3 separate regions of the Mus musculus genome follow, and all the other regions are linked to region 2. A link is a loop called in an ENCODE intact Hi-C map of the cell type or tissue named here. Cell type or tissue: gastrocnemius. All regions are shown on one strand. Each heading gives the region's core, and the rest is flanking DNA. Links, peaks and the distances in the headings are about the cores only. Region 1 overlaps Stk10 (serine/threonine kinase 10). Region 2 overlaps Fbxw11 (F-box and WD-40 domain protein 11). Region 3 holds the start of Stk10 (serine/threonine kinase 10).

The links. Hi-C counts contacts between places; a loop is a spot of excess contacts. Peaks named below come from ENCODE experiments on the same cell type or tissue, not always from the same donor. Only the 100,000 strongest peaks of a DNase experiment are listed, where the experiment ranks them.
Region 1: it touches region 2 in a loop (7-fold over the local background); 34 of 42 quality-filtered maps call a loop at or near these places.
Region 3: a loop joins it to region 2, with 2.5 times the contacts of the local background. A loop is called at or near these places in 8 of 42 quality-filtered maps.

The regions. Positions count from the first base shown.
Region 1 is chr11:32,622,982-32,630,024 of GRCm38, reverse strand. It overlaps Stk10 (serine/threonine kinase 10), which reads right to left. Exons shown (of 19, transcript NM_009288.2): 19 at 5,430-7,043. Among named protein-coding and RNA genes, the nearest start is that of Fbxw11, 16 kb to the left of the region's middle. In gastrocnemius, for the core only: a CTCF peak has its summit at 4,168 (motif pointing left); DNase peaks (open chromatin) are centred at 1,978, 4,139 and 5,905; H3K27ac peaks cover 380 bases.
Region 2 is chr11:32,705,603-32,712,645 of GRCm38, reverse strand. It overlaps Fbxw11 (F-box and WD-40 domain protein 11), which reads right to left. Exons shown (of 13, transcript NM_001271347.1): 3 at 649-874. Among named protein-coding and RNA genes, the nearest start is that of Fbxw11, 67 kb to the right of the region's middle. In gastrocnemius, for the core only: a CTCF peak has its summit at 2,867 (motif pointing right); a DNase peak (open chromatin) is centred at 2,871; H3K27ac peaks cover 2,105 bases.
Region 3 is chr11:32,527,606-32,534,648 of GRCm38, reverse strand. Stk10 (serine/threonine kinase 10) reads right to left here and starts at 1,383. Exons shown (of 19, transcript NM_009288.2): 1 at 1,090-1,383. The coding sequence starts at 1,245. It also overlaps a transcript of Efcab9 not described here. In gastrocnemius, for the core only: a CTCF peak has its summit at 4,305 (motif pointing left); a DNase peak (open chromatin) is centred at 1,450; H3K4me3 peaks cover 1,524 bases; H3K27ac peaks cover 1,239 bases.

The DNA of each region.
Region 1 (7,043 bases), core at 1,230-6,229, 83 kb after region 2:
GCTCGTTGAACACATGCTCCAGACCTGACTGGTCCTCCAGCTGTGACCCTGCTCAGAAGCCTGTGCAAAACAACCAGAGAGGAGATAATGTTTCTTCCTCCTAAGGATTTTGTACTCTTTCGCCATCATCTTTGCCACTTCTTCTTCCTCTGCTGCTGAAACCCCAGGTCTGCTGTAGATCCACCAACAAGAGAATTGCAGTATTAGCCTTTGGATACCTGTCTCAGTACTCCCATCTGTGTTGAGGGAATCCCTCCTCTTTCCGGGCTGAATAGTATTCCAGTGTGTATCTAGACCCCCTTTCTTTCCCTACCCACCTGTCAGTGGGCATTTATGTCGGCTCCAGTTCTTCACTATTCCAAAAGGTGTTGTGATAAGTGCAAGGGTGTGAACATCTTTGACGAACTGTTGTCAACTCTTTTGGGTAAATACCAAAATGGAATTACTAGATGAAGATAGTCTTCTTAAAGCTGCAGAAGAAGGGCTGGTGAGATGGCTCAACAGATAAGAGCACCCGACTGTTCTTCTGAAGGTCCTGAGTTCAATTCCCAGCAACCACATGGTGGCTCACAACCATCCCTAACAAGATCTGGCGCCCTCTTCTGGAGTGTCTGAAGACAGCTACAGTGTACTTACATATAATAAATAAATAAATCTTTAAAAAAAAAAAAAAAAAAAAAAGCTGCAGAAGAAGCCTTTCTCGAGGCCACATCTTGCCTTACATTGGTGAGTGTCTGACCTGAGCCTATGTGTGTGTATGTGTGTGTGTGTTTTCTCTTCCAAACAAAACAAAACAAAACAAAACAAAACAAAAACCAATACTACTCAGCAACAATGAATTAACCTGTAGTCCTGAGCACGAGCCAGGGTGACTCTTTCCAGCCACAGCCAACTCTAACTTAACAGAAGGCATTTGTATGATATTCCTGCCACAGCATTTGGGTATAATGACACCCCACTTACCATCACTGAGAGTCCTGGCCAGTGTGCTCTGATTCCAAAACCTCACCCACCCAGAATCCATTTCTTAGAGATACCAGCTCCACGTGTCTTCAGTAGTCTTTGGAGAGCTTAGGTGCAGTAAGGGAACCCTCCCAAGGGAGTCTGGAAACTGAGCAGAAGCCAGAGAGGGAGGGGAAGGAAGAGAGGGGGCGGACTACAGGGATCCCCCCAGGGAGCTTAAGAGTATCAACCATGCCTTGGGGTTTGCTCTGACTTGTTGCAAGGGGACAGGTCCTTCATACTCCCACTCCACTGGGTCCCTGCCTAAGACCCATTTCAGTGTGGGTGGGTGTCAGGGTGGGTGGGTGTCAGTTCCCAGGCAGTTTTATCTTTTGGTGCCTGTGGGCAAAGAGACCTTGGTAACCCCCAGAGCAGCCTTTTGAAGGGAGTCTGGTGTGGACTGCTAAGACAAAAGCCACAAAAATGGGTAGGACAGACCACAAAAGGGGATCTGGACTGCAGTGAAGGTAGGTAGGTGGTTGGGGCTCAGTAATACGATTTCTGCACAAGGCTCTGGGTTCTGTCTCCGTACCATGAGTGGGGAGCCTGGGGGAGCAGCCACTACATGTTTTCTTCCGTTCCCTCCTTAACTGCCTCTCTCATCTCCAGGAGGGAGTCAGATGCACCCTAGTGAGTGGGGAGACTGTTATCCTGATGGGCAGGTACGCTGTGGTAACCAGTAGCCCCAACACCACCACAGCTTGAAGCCTGTCCTTTGATCATTTGATCAGGGCCTAATGTTCTGTGTAAGTCTCAGGGGGAACTGTTGGAAGAGCCACTGTCTTGTTCTTCACTGTCTTGAAACGTGGTCTCCTCCGAGGTTCCTTACCACAAAGGGAGAACCATATGTTTGCTCTACCGTGTCTCCACACAGGTGGGACAGTCACATGCCATTGGGCAGACTGACCACCTGTTCTGCCCAGTGACAGCGGGATCCAAGCCATAGGTTTAGTTGAGCATTGTCCAGCCACACTTTTCTAGAAGAAAGGGATAGAGGTGGGCAGCACTCTGGGCCTTCCACATGCTTGGACAGCGTCCCACCTCACACAGCTTCCTCACACAGAACAGGACAGTGTCCCACCTCACACAGCTTCCTCGCACAGAACAGGACAGCAGCCCACCTATGGCTGAGCTCGTCCCCAGCCTATGTTTTCCTTCCCCACTACAAGCTTTTCAGTATGATTCAAGCTTGAACTGGATGAGAAGAAGTTTCCAAATGGAAGGTAAAATCTGGCACCCAGATCGCTCTCATGGTTTATGACACTTGGTTCTTTTAAAATTGTTGGGTTTTAGCTATCTGCTGAAAATTTCAGGGCACCATGTGTTGCCCCAAACATTCAAACACACTGAGTTTGTGGGAGTCAGGCCCCTGCATTATCGAGACCCCCTATTGGTCGGCTTCTTTCCCCTCCTCTCCCTTCTGGTCCCATCTCTTATTTCTCCCTATCTCCTCCTCCCACCTTCCCCCAACTCCCCCCAACTCACGCCACCACCCCACCCCACCTCCGTTTCAAAGGACTTCAGGACTCCACCACAGAACGCCAGCCCAAACCCTAACCACTTCTGATCTCTCTGCAGTCTGAGTTAAGAAATGGCTGGATGGAGATCCTGTCCACTGTGCACTTGGCAGGGTCTGGGCTCCTCTCTCTGCACTTTTAGCCCTGAAGACCTGGCAAAAGCTCACCTCTGTTGCTTTTTCTAGGCTTGTGAACCCAGGCAGGGCAAACCACCCAATCCCCTCATGGGGACCCCATCCCAGCTTGAATCCTGGCCAGGCAGGCCTTCCCTATTGTGTGATCTGCTTATACCAGCAAGTAGAACTTCCAGTCACCAGTTCTATTTTCTTCTCGTTTTCTTTTTCTTTCTCTCTTTCTTTCTTTCTTTCTTTCTTTCTTTCTTTCTTTCTTTCTTTCTTTCTTTCTCTCTCTCTCTCTCTCTCTTTCTTTCTTTCCTTCTTTCTTTCTTTCTTTTTCCCTTCCCTTCCCTTCCCTTCCCTTCCCTTCCCTTCCCTTCCCTTCCCTTCCCTTCCCTTCCCTTCCTTCCTCTCTCTCTCTCTTTCTTGTTGTTGTTTTTTGTTTTTGTGAGACAGGGTTTCTCAGTGTAGCCCTGGCTGTCCCAGAACTCACTAGAGCAGGCTGGTCTAGAACACAGAGATCTCCCCGCCTCTGCCTGCCTAGTGTAGGGGTTAAAGGTGTGTGCCACCATCACCCTGCTTCCTCTTTTTCAACGTTAATTTTATTGTGTGTGTGTGTTGATATGTACACATATGTGTGAGCACCCACAGGGGCCAGAAGAAGGCTTTGGATCCACTGGAGCTACAGTAGGCAGTTGTGAGGTCCTTGCCTAGACTCTAAAGCTATCCTCAGTGCTGGGATTGGTTTGAACGACCTTTTCTGCCACCATTGGGCATAGAAGCTCTGTTTTGATGGTTGCTAGATGTCCTTGTTAACCAGACCTAATAGACACCATGGGTACAACAGAGCTATGTGGTGCCTCTGAGTGCAGCATCTAAGGCTCTGCTAATTGCCTCAAAATCGTGCAATCCTTCCTTTCCTTCTAAACTCTCAGTGCTGCATGGACTGTACAATGACTCCTCCGTCCATTTCAGCCTTTTCTTTCCCACTCTGCAGCTCTTAGGGAACGGCTGTTTTGGCCTGGCATCCTTGTTCGGCCCAACCTCTCTCTAGCCTTATGCTGATAAGCCATCTACTCTGGCCAGCCTTAGTGCATGTCATTCTGGAATAGACCTGTTTGCCCTCCGACACAGGGTGGCTCTCTTAGGGGGTGTTCTGAGTCCCCAGGCGGTGTCAGTCTGCACAGGTGCTGCTTTCCCACGTCTCTGTCTCCATTAGGGTGAGCATGCTGAAGACAGCATCCAGGAATCACTCATTCCAATGATGGTTGCTTTGAGAGGAGTCAATTAACATAGGATGATTTCATTTCCCAAGTCATCCTCATCTCCTAATGCCCTGGGGGTGGGAGGCTGCCAGTCTCCTGAATTCTTGGAAACTCACTTTTCTAGCTCTTAATGGCAATCATGCTGGCTGCCTGCTGATTTACATCCCCCAGACAGTAAGTACTCATCAGTGGAAGCTGCAGCCACACCAACAGCCTGAGTCCAGAGGCTGTGCAGCACCATGGCCATGGCCTGCCCTCTGCTGGTCACGAGACTTCCAGGGCAACAGCAGCAAGGTGCTAAGCAAAAGCAGACTGGTTTTGTTTTCTGTTCTGTGAAGTCCTTTGGTATTCCACAATGTCTATGAAGTCCTTCTCAAAGTAATATTTTTGAAACCTGTGACAATGAGGTTATTATGTTGATTACAAATGAAACTGACCATCAGGATAAATAGGTATCTTTAAAAAAAAATTTTTTTTAATTGTTTTTTTATTTTTGGTTTTTTCTTTTTTTCGTTTTTGTTTTTTGTTTTTCTGAGACAGGGCCTCTTTGTGTAGTCCTGGCTGTCTTAGAACTCACTCTGTAGACCAGGCTGGCCTTGAACTCAGAAATCTGCCTGCCTCTGCCTCCCAAGTGCTGGGATTAAAGGCATGTGCCACCACTGCCCGGCTACCAATGACTTCGGAAAACTGTAGCTACACAGTTAATAAGACATATGCATGGACACAACCAACTGGACCTAACAATGCAGGTTGAGTCACTATGATTTAAAAATGAGGAAAAAATGGTGTAGTGTGGAACGCCGTTGGTTTCCCTGGGTGACAGTTACAAGCCCCACTGATACCTCTGGGGTTGTTGCCACCTCCACTAAGAAGGAAAACACTCAATTTCAGGCAGGAAAACTAAAGACCACATCTTTTGACAAACAAATGCAGAGATACCCCCAATTCTACCCGTGGACCCCAGGGTAAGAACACAAGCAATGTTTTGAGAGGTACAGTCAGACAAATGTAAACTATATTTCTATTTGTCCCCCTAGAATCAGAGACAGAGCCCAGACCCATGTACAAGCTAGGGCATTCAACCACCATGTTAAGTCTGTCCTGGAAAATTCTTTTAAGATACAGCATTGATGGCAAGAAGTGGCAGCTGGAGAGAGGTGTGGTAGCACCATCAGGGGGACAAACTCCAGGGTTGAATTCCATGGGTGTCCCTCGGCCGTGTCCTGAGATTTGGGCTCTGCGCAAAATCTACTTTCTTATCAGAGTTATGGAAAAAATTCAGTCCATTAACATACAAAATCTGGGGGTGTTTGTTAACCAATGTTTGTCTTTGAATCGGAATGATATTAAATGGCCAGAGAGAATATGGTCTCTTTCCTCTCTCTTTGGGGTTCCATCAGAAACCCCAGAGTCTGACCTGCTGCCTGATGGAGGAGGCTCTCACATACTCAGAGGATAAGCCCTTCCTTGCTGAGCAAGCACAGGAGGCCCACCTATCTTCTCTTTCCAACCAGAAAGAACAACAGTGCTTGCAAATCACCTTATTACTTTATTAGAAGCATATTTACATTCTTTTTTTGTTTGCAGAGAACAGTTTACAAATATCCACGGTGCTTGGAAATGCATACACGTTATTTCCATCCTTCATGAAGGGAAATATAAGTTAGTTATATTTACTGCGCTAAAAACACTTCTGCCTGTTCCTATACAGAAAAGATTAGCACAGGGCATGAGGAATACTGCGTGGGCCCTTGGTGGTGGCAGGCATTGCACTTACGCTATAATTATGAGGCTGGAAGACTAGGCTAGACCCCACTCCAAAAGGCACAGCAGAGCTACCAGGGCTCAGGTGGTACTAAGTGCAGATTCAACAAAGGACTGGAACATTACGAATGATGTCAGGGAGCGGTCAAAGACTGTTATATGAACCACAAAACTAGCATTTTGCCTAATAGCCACTGTCAAGTCCCCTGAAAGCAAGTATCCCTGCCCGGCCTCCTGTGGCGTGGCCTGGCCCATCTGCCCTCTGAGTCAACTCCTTGATGTGAGGCCTGAAAGCAAGCGAAGGCTCACTCGCTCCCCTGAGAACTATGGCCTTCCTGGGGTTCTGTGAGCTTCTTTACTGCACACTAGATCTGGGAGTCCCAAGACCTGTTTTCCTATTTTTTTTCTAGCCCACTCCCTCCCAAGCACCCAGTTTTCATTTGAGGAAACTTTTTAGAAAGTTGCTTCAGCATCGGGCAGTGACAGAGAAATACTGCTAAGGTCTCAGCCACTCGCCAGACTCAACCGCCTGGGTCCCCCCTCCCCCACCCCACCCCATTGTCCCTGGGAAGGGGCTTTTTAAAAAGAGGGTGTCTGAGGCAGCCAGCCATTTGCCTGTACTGTAACTGAGCACTTAGGCTGCTTTTCTTCTATGGGGCTCAGCCTCTTGGGAGGCTACCTGAGCAGCCCGAAGGCCCAGTCATGGAGGCTCCACATTTCCCTGAGCGCAGCATGTTCCTGAGGGTGGGGAACAGTTCTTCCTGAACAGAGAAGTCCAAAGCTTAGTGGAAATGTACAGTGGGACTCCAGTACAGGACTAGGGCAGAAGTCAAAAGCCTTCCTGGGTACCTGCAGACAAGCGGGCAAGGGTGAGATTGGCACGTGCTAGGCAGCAGAAGTCAAGTGTGGAGGGGGGTGTACCCCTGAACACGGGATCCTGTGTGCAGCCAAATGAGTTGCAGGCTGGCAGTACAGCCTGTGCCTTCTCTGGGTTCTGGCGCCAGCACTCAGCATGGCCCCACCAGCTGCTCCACCTGACATGCTCAGTGGCCCTGGATCAGGCTCAGGAGGCAAGCAAGCAGGTTCCAATGCATTGGTCCTAGGAGGTCACAGCAGAGGCAGCCTGGGTGGTGTCAGGGGGGCCAAGTTATGTATTTGCAGTGTGTGTGTGTGTGTGTGTGTGTGTGTGTGTGTGTGTGTGTGTGTGTGTGTGTATTGCATGTCTCACAGGGAGAGGAAAATAAGATGGGATACAATGTCAGAATCAGCAGAACAGGCATCTCTGGCATCCTTCTCCACGCTCCCTACCCCGACATACACAAAGCAAAGTCAGCTATGTGAAACAAGGGAATGGGGACACCCGGGAGCTGGCTGCTGAG
Region 2 (7,043 bases), core at 966-5,965:
AAATAAATTGAAACAAAAAAAGAAAGGAAAAAAAAAAACATTAACAAAGACACATTACCAGTTTCCTCGGTTTCTTGGCCATTGCCTAAGTATCACTTCAGACAAGGGGACAATCTCAACTCTTTGAGGCTTGCCAAGATTCAGACTTAAGGAAAAGTAGACGTGTGTGTGTGTGCGCGCGTGCGCACATGTGTGCACATGTATTTTGTATGTCCTCTGGCTGGCCTCAAAATAATCCCCCCATTTTAACCTAACAAGTTTTGGGAGAACAGGCATGAGTTGCCATGCCTCGCTCCATACATTCTTAAAATTACATGTAAAATACAGATTGTCTACATACCAAAATTAAATAGTGTATCTTTAAAAACAGAAAAGCAACTAAATAAAGCAACAGCATTGACTAATACGCAGCAAGATCAATCACAAAAGTGGCCTTTGTTTCCTAAAAATTCATCTACTCTATCTTACTACATGGCACTTGAGGAAGGATTAAAATCTAACTACAAATACAGTGGCTGTCCAGAAATGGCAACTCACAGTGTACACACTCATTCTGCCATTCACTTCACAGAGCACACTTGGCACTGCCAGCACTGAGGGCTAGGCACCACACACTGCCCATCAACCGTGAGAAGTGCAGTTACCTACCTGGTAAAGCAGTGATAAAGTCCCGCTGCAACATGGGCTTCAGGTAAGAGTTAATATGTCCATGCTGATAATGACACATCCGTGAGATAAGATGCTCCACAAATTCCACCTGATCTGATTCAGACCACTGGTCAAAGTACTTAATGCACAAGTCCTTTTCTTTCTGGTAGTTCCCCTCTGACGGCCTCTTTCTGGAGACAATCACAGATGACGTTCCATTACTGATCTGTTTTGGAAAAACAAAGAAACAATAATTAGCTAGAAAGGCATGTAATCAATTTCATTAGAAATTTCTTTTGTCCTATGGATTTAGCCTCAAAATACCAATTTGAACCTAAGTCAAATTAAGCTCTTTTGTTCATCCATTTATCACACAATTAAAATGCATTGAGGGCCCATAGCCTCAAATTAACAACCATAGTAATTACTGAAGTTGCAGCTGTTTGTAAAGATGACCGGTGCCTTAGCTCACTATTCCCCATTGCGTACCATACCACCTCTCCAGCATTAGAAAACTCATTTGGAGATGATCATCTTAGAGGCACTAAATGCCCAATTTGATAAGCCAGCATCTAGTTGGCTAGTAGTAATCTGTCTCCACGTCCTCAAAATTAAAAGTTAATGTCTCTCTTATATTCAAGATATTTCCGGAGGTAGGGTATAGGGAACTTTCGGGATAGCATTTGAAATGTAAATAAAGAAAATATCTAATAAAAAAAAAAAAAAGAAAAGAAAAAAGGAGGAAAAAAAAAAGATATTTCCAAGACATCAGGCCTGAAACCATGGACCCAAACACTACATACATATTTCTGCCTTTACATACATATATACATACATACATACATACATACCAATGATAAAGCAGGGCTTATAAATTATGCATAGCAAAAATATTGACAATAACAAAATACTTAAAACAATATAGTACAATATGTACATATGTTCTCCCTACCTACACTTGTGAAATTTTTCATTTAGTGTGTTTAGACTGCAGCTGACCATAGGCACCAAGAGCAATCAAAACCAGAGCAGGGTTGGTTCACACACCTGAGCAAGCGCTGGAGTAGCTGAGTGCCTGGTAACACAGATTCGAGCTCCATCTGTCTGGATGAGAGCCTCAGAATCTGTATTTTAAGTTTCCAAGTGCTGCTGAGTCTGCTAGACCAGACTGCATTTTAAGGGATCATACTGAGACACCCCCTCCCCCCCATCTAAATAGAGGAGAAGCCTAAAAGTAAATCCATCTATAAAGCTTCATTTTCTCCTAATAGTTTTTTGTTTTGTTTTGTTTTGTTTTTCGAGACAGGGTTTCTCTGTGTAGCCCTGGCTGTCCTGGAACTCACTTTGTAGACCAGGCTGGCCTCGAACTCAGAGATCTGCCTGCCTCTGCTTCCCAAGTGCTGGGATTAAAGGCGTGTGCCACCACGCCCGGCTATTCTCCTAATAGTTTTGACCCTTCCATATTACTTCAGATGGTTAGTAACTGCTGGCCAAACAACAGAAGACAATGTCCAGACATATCTGCATACTCACAACCATGTACCCATATACTCCCCCATCACCATAACAATAACAGTCTACATCCCTAGATTCAAAGCCACAACCACTATAATGCTATTTAAAAGCCACATCAGGTCTTTGGTTTGGTTTGGTTTTTCGAGACGAGGTGTCTGGCCCTGGCTGTCCTGGAGCTCACTCTGTAGACCAGGCTGGTCAGAGATACACCTGCCTCTGCCTCCTGAGTGTTGGAATTAAAGGTGTGTGCCATCACCTAGCCACATCAGTGTTTTGTCATACCACTGCCAAGCCATCTGTCCTCTGATAGCCTATGTGCATACACTAACAGAAAGTAAGACCCTAGAGGATTTTCAGACCTGAAGAGGTGAATTACAAATGTCCATTACTTCCATTAGAAACTTGTTCCCAACATCTTACAAGGAATGAAGAGCTCTTGTTAATAGTATGCTCTCATATTAAACTAGACCACACACACACACACACACACACACGAGAACCTCTGTAAACTTCAAAGGAAACTTCTGACCTTCCTTGACAAAAATAATTTCAGTTTCACATCTCAAGTATGCTTTTATTTCTACATTTACAGCAAGGTCAGAAAGCACTCATCTTCTACTTAATTTATATTAACCATCCATTTCCACATCTCCATGTCATCCCCAATTCCCGGAATGAGGGATAATTTAATTGGCCTCTGTTACCACCAGAGGGCAGCATTGAACAGGCATTCTAAAAGTTCTGTTTGTTGGAAGACTCCTCATCTACTTGCCTCAATAGAAGAACTTAAGACAAAGTAAAAACTCATTGCTATGATAAATATCAGCAAATATAAAGGGAGATATATAAGGGGATCTTACATAAGATATCAAGTATAAAAGGATAAACATAAAAGGAGATCTCAATGCTATTTTAAGCATAACAGTATCACAACATTGTAACAGGAAAATATAAGTGTCTAATTACAAGCATTGGTAATGCAAATCACAACTTATCTTTCTGCACAGCAACACTGCAGTGTAGCTGTTGCGGTCCAGCTTTAAATACAGTGAGGCTGGACTAACCACTGACAGCTTTGAAAATAATGGGAAGGAGCAAAGGCGAGATATGCAGGGTTTTATGGTGGTGTGAGCACAATAACCAGGACAGAATGAGGCTGCACACGGCAACGCCAACTGTGGAGTCTCAAAGACCCCATGTGCTCGGCCTCTCTTACTCCACCCCTACTGACAATTCCCCAGAACCTCTGCGGTCACAACAGGTTAAACAGAATGATGGTGACAGCCTACACCTGTGCCCCGCTTTCTAGATCACAGTATTCCCACATCCACTTTCTCATTTACCATCTAGTTTCCACTGAGTAACCAACCAATGAGGAGATGAACAGATGAAGGAACCTGGGTGCTAAGGCGCTGGGAGCCACAGTAAACTAAAGGTCACAGTGAAGAGCAGTACAGCAAAGCGGTGCAGAAGGTCGCGCATGTTCCTCTTACACATACATAATGTTCAAAAAGACAAACAGGCACTTGTGTGCTTAGGAGTGCATTTCCAGCTACTATCCCAGACCCCGTGGCCCAGACAAACCCTGCAGCCTTGCTGCCATTATTTCACCTTGGTCCACGTCATCTTACACTTGCTGGGCGTGCACTATTCTAGCTAACTAACCTACTTTATAGTTTTCAAATGTGCCCAGGTCACTTTTTTTTCCTTTATATATACTGTGCCTTTACTCATGTCCTCACAAAGGAAAAAAATGCTCACCAGCATGCTTAGTGAAAACACTAAACCATGAAGGTCTGTGTGCTCCCCAGACACCCACCACAAAGCTGGGGAGATTGGGCAGGAAAGTGAGAGAGCCAGGAAAGGAGACTGATCTGAAAGGAGACAGACCCTCATAGGGAGAGCAGGGAGGAGGGTGGGCTGCAGACAGAGAAAAACAGCAGTCTACACTTGGCTCTAAGCCTCCACCATCCCCGTGATGGAGGATTTCCACACAGTCTATCTTAGGCCACGAAGTTGGTATTTCAGGATACTGCCTTTTTGGAATCTTCCAGAAAACTCCAAAGTGCTTTACTAGCAGTAAGGATACTCCCCAGAGGGAACGGTGGACAAGCAGGGTGGCTTCTGAATCTGGCAACCCTATACAAAACAGAGGCTGGGTTCTGCTCTCGGTGAGGACATAAGGAAAGGCAGAGCTTTATCTACAGTCATCTGCTAGCTTATCATGCCTACCTGCCAAAGAGCACTTTTCTTTGGGGACTCATCTTCATTTTGATCTTCCATAACTGAAGTGTTCTAAAGGGGGAAAAACAAGTTATTTGAATTATGCCAAGTTCTGCAAAACCTAAATGACTACAAGACATAAACTTTGAGATCCCAAACTAGAGTTTAGGGATACAAACCCAAGAACTCTGGCTTGTTGCTCACACACACCATGCTGGGTCAGGAAGCTATCCTCCTAAATCAATAGTAAGCATACAGTCTTCACTTACAGAGCCTGGGCATGAAGCTTGTGGGGTAACCTTCATCATCACTGCTGTTCTATGGCTTGTGGCAGAAACTCAGAGACTCACAAGTTCCCAATAGTTGCACACAATGTCTCCTAGAACGTCTGCTGTTCAGTAATGCATCCCACCCACCAGCAATTAAAGAGACAAGGCCTCCCTCCCACTTGCTCCATAGCTGATCTGGGGAATGGCCTTGCCTTGCCATCTCCCCCAGCAAGAGTAGATGACTGCCCCAATTTTCTCCCTCAAGAAGAGGATGCTGTTGGTCACTAACAGTCTGACTTGCCTTTGGAACACATTTTCTTTTCTTTTTTGTGTTTACTACACAAAGAAGTACTGTGTAATTATCCCTTTGGTAACCTAGAGGCTCAACAGATGCCCATTAACTGGAGATTATACATGACTGGGTTTTCCCTTTTTGAAGCTGCTACCTAACAGCTAAATGGAGCCTTAATGAGAAGGGGAAGTGGGTGGGCAGTGCTCGGAAAGGAGCGACAGACACCTCACTGGCAGCCAGGCTGCTCTAAGGTTCCATCCCAAACCTAGAACTCTTTTTTTTGGGGGGGGGGTGGTTGGGGGAAGGTAGGGGAGAGAGGGTTTCTCTGTGTATCCCTGGCTGTCCTGGAACTCACTTTGTAGACCAGGCTGGTCTCAAACTCAGAAATCCGCCTGCCCCTGCCTCCCGATGGGATCAAAGGTGTCCGCCACCACCACCCAGCCCCAGAACTCTTAAGATGGAACACAAAACTTAAACTCCAACATCTGCTCTGCAGTGTTTTTGGAAGGTCCATTACGGCTCTATTAAAATTACCAAGGGAGCCAGGCAGTGATGGCACACCTTTCTTTAATCCCAGCACTCAGGAGGCAGAGGCAGGCAGAGTTCTAGGCCTGCCTGGTCTACAGAGTGAGTTCCAGGACAGCCAGGGCTGCACAGAGATACCCTGTCTCGAAAAACTAAAGGAAAAAAAATTTCCAAGGGGATCTCTGTTTACATCTTCAGGAATAACCTTTCTCAAACTGCCCACTTTTCCTTTATCCTTTAAGTTCTAAAATGTTTGGACTCAACCCAGAGTACTTCCCAACAGAGCAATGGACAATCTGCAACAGTTGACACGAGTCAGCACTGAATATGAGTCACTGCTGTCTATGTCAATGACACACAATAGGCGAACCAAACCGAGACACTGGAATCTTAACTTGGTCACTCATTGTGGGACCTTAGGCAAATGAAATCACTCATCAAATGGTGGGCCACAGGGTGTGGTGAGATCAAAGAAGCCCTTCTTCCCTACTTTGAGGACACTACTTCCAAGGTTTCCTTTGCACATGTTTACAACGTCACTGTCCTGGGCAGAGCAGAATGGCTGTGGAGGGAAATTCTTCCTTAATAAAATCTTAAAAGTCCCAGAATGTCAAGGCCAGTGACAGAGGACAGGAGAAAGGGGGTGTGGGGAACAAGCACTATGTCCTAGTGCTCAAAACCAAGGGCAGCAGTGGGCAGTCCTGAAGCAGAAGACAGGAGAAGTGAACACAGATCTACTGCATCTATGATCTGCTGGAGCACATGAAAGGGCCAGTACTGTAGCTCCAAAGCTGTTGGATCTCCATGACGCGGGGCAACAACAGGACATCTGAGAGAAGTCCTGGTGAGGTTCCAGTATTGATGGTGTAGAAGAAGCCAGAGGCCTTAAACCAGACCAATGACTCACTGCAATGAACATTTGCAAGCAAAGATGTATGCATAAAAGGCTACACTGTGCGACACTGTGACACACTACAGCTTCCATGACAAGATGGGGTTTTTTGTTTGGTTTGTTTGGGTTTGAGTTTTGTTTATTGTCTTTTGGGTGGAGGTTGCAAGGGCAACGGGAAGATATGAAGGACGACAAATGGGATTGGTGGTACATGATGTGACATGCATAAAGAATCAATAAAAAAGTTAAATAAAAAGAATGGCAAGGAGACAGAAGCAGGCCTGGCCACACAAGGAGAGCACGGAGAGGATGAGAAGTCAAGTGCAAGCAGAGAGCCAGAGTCCTTGTGACACTCATAAGGCCAGTATTATAGTCTACGCTAAACCCTCTGCAATCTGGACAGTATCTTGGTTCCTTACTGCCGGAGTATGGCAGTGACCTAAGCATTGTCATGTTTTTCACTCAAGAAAGAAGCAAGAATGTCTGAGTTCTGCAGACTACACTAGTAATAGCATCATCACAGTGAGAGGTTTTAATTCACCTGTTCCACAATAGCAACGGCATTATTTATACAACTGAGAGGAAGGCAGCTCTTGTGAAGAAATATCAACTATTCTCTTCATGCTAAATTACAGAGGCTAAAAGTGTATATACTTCAGTGAAACCCTGAGGGCCAGAC
Region 3 (7,043 bases), core at 1,411-6,410, 180 kb after region 2:
CTAGCCTCAGACTCAGATCTGCCTGCCTCTGCAGGAATTGAAGGTGTGCACCACCACGCCCAGCTGAGAGTCTTAGTTCCTTACAAGCTTCCCAAGGATGCTATAGCATCTTTCCTAGGGAGCACACTTCTGGGGCGAGAAGCAGACCAACGCTAGCATATCAATTTCAAGTCAAAGGGAGCATGGCCCGACTTGGGGAACTGGAAAAGCCCTTTCTGGGGTCCAGCATCCTGAAAGGGTCAGTGAGGCCTCTAACTACCAAAGCCCCAAGGACAATGACATATGGCTTTGGAGGGCAGCTAAGACAGCTGAACTATGGGAGTCTCCCAATAAAAGTAGGGGATGCTATGCTGTAGTGGCCAAACCTACAGTCCAAGCTACTCCAGAGACTGAGGCAAGTAGATCTGGGAGACCAGCCTGAGCAGCCTGGTTGGGGAAGCCGGGGGAGGGGGAGGGTGTTGAGGAGGAGGAAATGAGAAAGGGTGGAGTCAAGATGAGTTAGGTACTTTGAACAACAACCCAGGCACTCAGAATTGGCTCAGAGGACCAAACCCCAGGAGCTGTCCGTCTGCACACGTGTCTATATGGAATCATCTATGCCCCACCCACTCCTCCTCAGCCTGTCTTCCTCCAGGGGAGAGGTAACTGCAGACAGGGAGCCTCTGGTGACTCAGGCGACTAGAAGCCAAATCTGTGCCCTGCAGCTGCATTCACAGGACCCTGTCCTCGCTTTCCGTTGAGCCTTCTAATCCCAAGCCTGTCCTCACTTACTCCAGGGCCCTTCTGACCTCCCCAGTACCGATCGTAGGCTCATCTTCAGAAGTGTCCTCAACTCCCAACCCTTGCAGGCACAGCCCAGAGCCTGAATATTCCCACAACATCGGTATAGTCCCTCTTTAAAAGATGTGTCCCTATCACCGTGATCCTGGGGATGCCTCCGGTAGCCCCCTGGGATGCCTCGATCCTACAAACGTCCCTTTGTGCCCTGTACAGGGCACACAGGAAGTGCTCAGAAGCAGCTGTGCGGGGGGTGGGAGTGGGGGTCAGGGGCTCGCAGGACCTGGTAGGCTCAGCAATCGGAACTCTCACCTTGTAGACTTTGCCGAAGGCGCCGTCTCCCAGCTCGCCCACGATCTCCCATACATCGTTGGGGTCCAGGTCCCGGCGGACGTGCTCATATTCACGGGACTTTCTCTTCTCGAAGGTGGATAACCGCAAGATGCGGCGGAAATTGGCGAAAGCCATGCTGGATGAGGAGCGCGACGACAGGACCCGCGGCTTCGGAGAGCCGCCCTCCTCGCAGCGCAGCACCCGCCGAGTGCGCCAGCGGCCACAGGGAGCTGCAGGAACCGCGGCCCGCCCGCCCCGCCCCGCCCCCTCCTAGACCCGCCTGCAGGACGCCCGGCACCCGCGCGCGCGCCTGTCCCCGCCGGCTCCACCTGCTCTGCGGCGCCCCGAGACCCCTCAATTGGCTGCGGGAGCTCGCGGCTCCGCCCGCGCCGCGGGGCACTCTGGAGACTGTAGTCCGCCGGGTGGCCGGCCCCTGGGCCCGCTGCGCCTCCCGGAACCCCAAACCTCCGGGGTTCAGCTGGTGTCTTTCAACCGCCGTCGGTGCCGAGTGGGTGCATCAGCGCACAGAACTCTCCCGCTGAGGCTTGGTTCGCCAGCTTCCCGCGCGAGATGCCCGCACCCCTCGCCCCGGGACTCACCCCAGTCCTCGGTGCTCTTTGCCTCAAAGTTCACGCGGTCCCAGGTGGCTTTCGCCACACTTCCTAGGCAGGTCTCGTGCTGCCTCTGAGCCCCGCAGAAAGCAGAGCCCCGCGCTTACGCCCATCCGGACTTTCCCCGCCTCCGCCAGCCACAAACGGCCGGGACGCTGGACATGAAACGAGAGTCCCTTTAGGACCTTTAGGCTTCATGGTAGGTTAGCAAATATATTCCTTATTAAGTAAAACTTTCTAGTTATTTTGCGAATTAAAAAGCCCCATTAGAGATAAAAGCGGAGTCATCTCTGGGATGGTGCTCCTATATCCTGGTCCTCATCCCTCTCTACCTTGGCTGCGGGCGTCCCGCATCTTGCACAGCGTCTTTGCTTGGTATCAGAACGTGGGTTCTAGTGATTGTGCTGGGGGCTGGGCAGCTGCAGAATCTATGCTGGAGACCCTCCCATCCTGAACAAGAGTGTCTCACACTCGGGCACTCTTAACTCGAGAAAGCGTTTTAATTGTTGGTCCCCTTCGTCCGGACTCTTCGAAAATATCCCTAGAGTCTCGCGCCAAATGCTGTTCCCCCATTCGAAAAGCCGGCTGGAGAGTGAATACTAGGCGCGGAGAGGGTTGTGTGTGCTAAGGACGTCCGGAATAAAAGTTGCTCCAGTTCCAATTGTTCCCACCACAAAATGAGTGCGGGGAAAATTTATAATTAAAAGAAGAAAATGTCATGCAAAACTGTTCTTGTTGAGTCAGCCTGTGGACCAGCCAAAGTGTACATCTGTCACTCGGTTGAGCGGGACCTGCTGAAGTCTGTGCAGCTATACCGGGTGGACAGAGGGTCAGAATGCGCTAACCATTTCCAGGAGTTCCAAAAGAAAACAAAGTAAGGATAAAAATGGAAAGGTCCGTTAAAAATGTCCTGCTACATGAAAGAAGCCAGACCCAAAGATCGCACGAGGTATGACTGCATTTTTATGACCGGTCCAGAAAAGGCAACGCTGTGGAGTTGCTCCCAGACACGGGGACTGACTGGAAAGAGCCATGAGGAATCTCACTCTGGTGGTGAAAATGCTGGGTCTCAGTGGCAGGGGGTGGGGGTGGGGGCGTAAAGGGACAGTTCCACAACTCCGGAAACTTGCCCCAAATCACGAGTGACTTTTGTTTTGTAAGGTGTTTGGGTGGGGGGCGTGTAACTTATGTAGCTGGAGTTAAAAGGAGGCTCAACAGAACCAAAGCTGCTTTGAAACTTCTGTTAAATCGGGGTTTCTTTCCTCAACTGTCTCTGGCTACAGAGCCTCACACTAATCTAGTGAATGAAGGGCTGTGCCTTCCCCCCACCCTACTTTCTGGAACAACTTAAAATAGAAATTAGTAAGATCAAGCTGGGCATGGTGGCGCATGCCTTTAATCCCAGCATTTGGGAGGCAGAGGCAGGCGGATTTCTGAGTTTGAGGCCAGCCTGGTCTACAAAGTGAGTTCCAGGACAGCCAGAACTACACAGAGAAACCCTGCCTCAAAACAAAACAAAACAAAACAAAAAACCAAAAAACCACCACCAACAACAACAACAACAAAAAAAAACACCACCACCACCAAAAAAGAGTAAGATCGATAAATAGTGCCTTTGATGTGTTTATCTCAATGAAAGAGTCTAAGTTTGCAGTTTTATTACAGCCTTTCAGTGTCTTTGAGATGCTGACCACTTTTTTGTGTTATTGGATTTGGCAGGAGTGGAAGGGGAGCGATATTTTGTTTGAGACAGGGTTACTCTATGTAGTCCTGGCTGTCCTGTTACTTGAGGCTGGCCTCACAGAACTCCTCCTGCCCCTGCCTCCCTAATGCTGGGAATTAAAGGTCAAATTGGGGCCCTACAGCATCTTCCTACCATTCTGTTCTTTCCTTGGCCATTAAAAAACAATAAATTTCCTGTCTTTTTGCATCTAGGAATTTTATTGTTTATTTCTGTGTGAGTGTGTGTGTTTTTTCCAGTGTATGGGTTCACATGTTGAGGTCTGAGGACCACTTACAGAAATTGGTTCATTCCTGCCACCATGTGGGTCCTCAGGATTAACTCAGAATTATTAACTCAGACCTCCAGGCTCTGCTGAGCCACCTCACTTTTTAAACATGTTATCTTTGTGTACTATTGATGTGATCTGGGCTGCTTTTATGTTTATATGAGTATGGTGTTTCCCTGCTACTGAGGGTTGAGCCCAGGTTCTTGTACAGAGGAAACATGCTCTGTGATGGAACTACACCCCCAAGGTGAGCCAAAGTTTTTAACTTAAAAAAGTTTTTCCCCTCGCCTGGCGATGGTGGCGTATGCCTTTGATCCCAGCACTTGGGAGGCAGAGGCAGGCAGATTTCTGAGTTCAAGGCCAGCCTGGTCTACAAAGTGAATTCCAGGACAACCAGGGCTATACAGAGAAACCCTGTCTCGAACACCCCCCCCCCCCAAAAAAAAATCAACTTAAAGTGCTGGAGTGATGTCTCCTCAATGGTTGCTCTTCCAGAGGAAGATTCAATTCCCAGTACCCAGGTGGCAGTGCAAGGTCATCTGTCACTCCAGTTTCATGTGACCTGAAGCCCTCTTCTGACCTTCCAAGGCACTGCATGAGGGTAGTGCACAGAAATACATGCAAGCAAAAACACTTAAGGGGGGAAAATTCAATTTAGGGCAGGCATGGTGGCACATATCTTTGATCCCAGCATTCAGGAACCAGAGGCAAGTGACTCTCTGAGTTCAAGGCCAACCTGCCCTATATATCAACTTCCAGACCAGCCAGAGTTACATAGTGAAAGCCTGTCTCAAAAGAACACGAATCAAGTTCTTTGAGGTTTCATTTCTATCAGCAGGAATGTTCTCCCTTAAGATTCTCTGTTAGGGAGTTTTGCCAGGACTGGGTTGTCCCACAGTCAGGATAGAGAAACATCTCCATTGCCTCTCCAGGCAACTCCCATACCCTCTCCTTTCAAATTTATCTTTCCAGCGCTGGAGATTAATGCCAGACCCTTGCTCATGCTAGGCAAGTGCTCAGCCACGAACCACACAGTGGCTTGTGCTTAGCTTCTTTTAACTCAACACATTTCTGATATTCATCATGTTGAATGAATCCATGGCTCGCCCATATTCTACATTAATACACTGTCCATCAACCATTGAGGGACAGACAGCTGGGTTTGGGATTTATCCATTTGGTTATTATGAATAAAGCTGACATATGGAAATGATGGAGTTGAGGACATCTGACCTCAAAATTCGTCACTTTCTTGCCCTTCATTCAATGGGTCCCCATCTCCTTCCTCTATCTGAGCAAAGGCACAGAGATGCTAAGAATCAACTGAAATCCTTTCTGACCTCCTGCCACACTTTCCTACAGATGACTTTCCATTCTTCACCAAGCCTAAGGCCAAAGGATCTGTCTCACAAGACTACTTCACTCTTGGCACACACAAGTCATAAGTTCAGGGTGTTGTCTGGTGTTTTAACCAATCAGTAATAACATCAGAGGGCCCCATGATTTATAAGGTTAGATAGAACAGTGTGTATGCACACATCTATGTGTACATCTATGTGCATATGTATGCATACAGATAACCATATACAAAAGGAGTGTTGTGAGCTGGAGAAGGCCCACAGCCATGGTGCACACACCTGTGTATATACACTTTCACACCATAACCAATAAAGTTTTAAAACACAAAGTATAAGAAAAAGAAACCTACAAGTTTGAGAGATGAAATGGCTTATGAAGCATAATGGGTCCTGATTGAAATAGTCAGTCAGCTCTTTAGATGTCGGTCTCCCCCCCCCCATTTTTGTTGTTGTTCTCTCTCTCTCTCTCTTTTTTTTTTTTTTTTTTTTTTTTTTTTTTGCTTTTTCGAGACAGGGTTTCTCTGTATAGCCCTGGCTGTCCTGGAACTCACTTTGTAGACCAGGCTGGCTTCGAACTCAGAAATCCACCTGCCTCTGCCTCCTGAGTGCTGGGATTAAAGGCGTGAGCCACCACCACCTGGCTTGTTGTTGTTGCTTTCAAGAACAGGATTCTCTGTGTAGGATTCAAGAACAGGATTCCTGGCTGTCCCTGGAAATCAATTTGTAGGTTGGCCTTGAACTCACAAGGATCCTCCTGCCTCTGCTTCCTGAGTGCTGGGATTAAAGGCATATTCTATCATGCCAGTGCTCTTCAGAATTCTCAGAAACAGTTATGGACACTGAATGCTGATGTGGTTTTTAGGGTGTTAGAGATGACTACCTGCCGTGTGGGGTGATAACGGTGAAGACTCATGCTTTTTAGAATATGCACTCAAACATATGCCCAGAGGCTGTTTTGTTTGAAACTTGCTTCCAAATGACCCAGGAACCCTGATGGGTGGAATGAATGTCCATGAGCAGGGACTGTTCTGAACCGGTCACTGTTGACCTGAGTGACTGATGTACAAGAAGCTTGAGCTCCTAACCAGTTTGCCTCTGGACAGGCCTGAAACCATCCACTGTGAAAAAACAGAGGGAAATGCTGATATCGTTACGCAGGCATTCTGCATTGACTTCTGGCTCACTACACTTTGGCCTTTTGAAAATTCTTTCTTGAGGGCTGGAGAAATGGCTCAATGGTTAAGAGCACTGAATGTTCTTCAGAGCACTGACTGCTCTTCCAGAGGTCCCGAGTTTAATTTCCAGCAACCACATGGTAGTTCATAACCATCTGTAATGGGATCCCATGCCCTCTTCTGGTGTGTCTGAAGACAGCTGCAGTGTGCTCATATAAATACAATAAATAAAATCTTTTAAAAATAACATTCCTTCTCGAGCTGAGCATAGTTGCATATGCCTTTAGTCCCAGCACTGGAGAGGCAGAGGCAAGCGAATCTCTGTGAGTTCAAGCCCAGCCTGGTCTACATAGTGAGTTCCAGGTGGGCCAGGATATTGATTGTGGGACAATATCTTTCTCTCCATATACATATATAATCAAATGTAGGGAATGAACATTCTGCTATATATATGGATATTATATAATTTTAACATTTATATAACATGCATTTCTTCTCTTTGGCTTTGTATTAGTATACTTGTTTCAGGATCTTTCTGTGCACGTGAGTCTCCATTTTTCTTCCTAATGAGCACACCGTTTAGCATGGCTCCCCAAGCTGCTGTGGCACTCAGCTCAAGTGCATCCTTCTTGTCTGGGCATCCTGTGATTAGAATGGCTGCTGTAGAGGAAGAGAAAAATGCCATAAGAAGTCAGGAAAGACCCACAGTGAAGCTGGAGAGTGGTGACAAGCCATTCCATTCACCCTTATTGTCCCCTCCAGTTCTGCCAGGTCATCTTG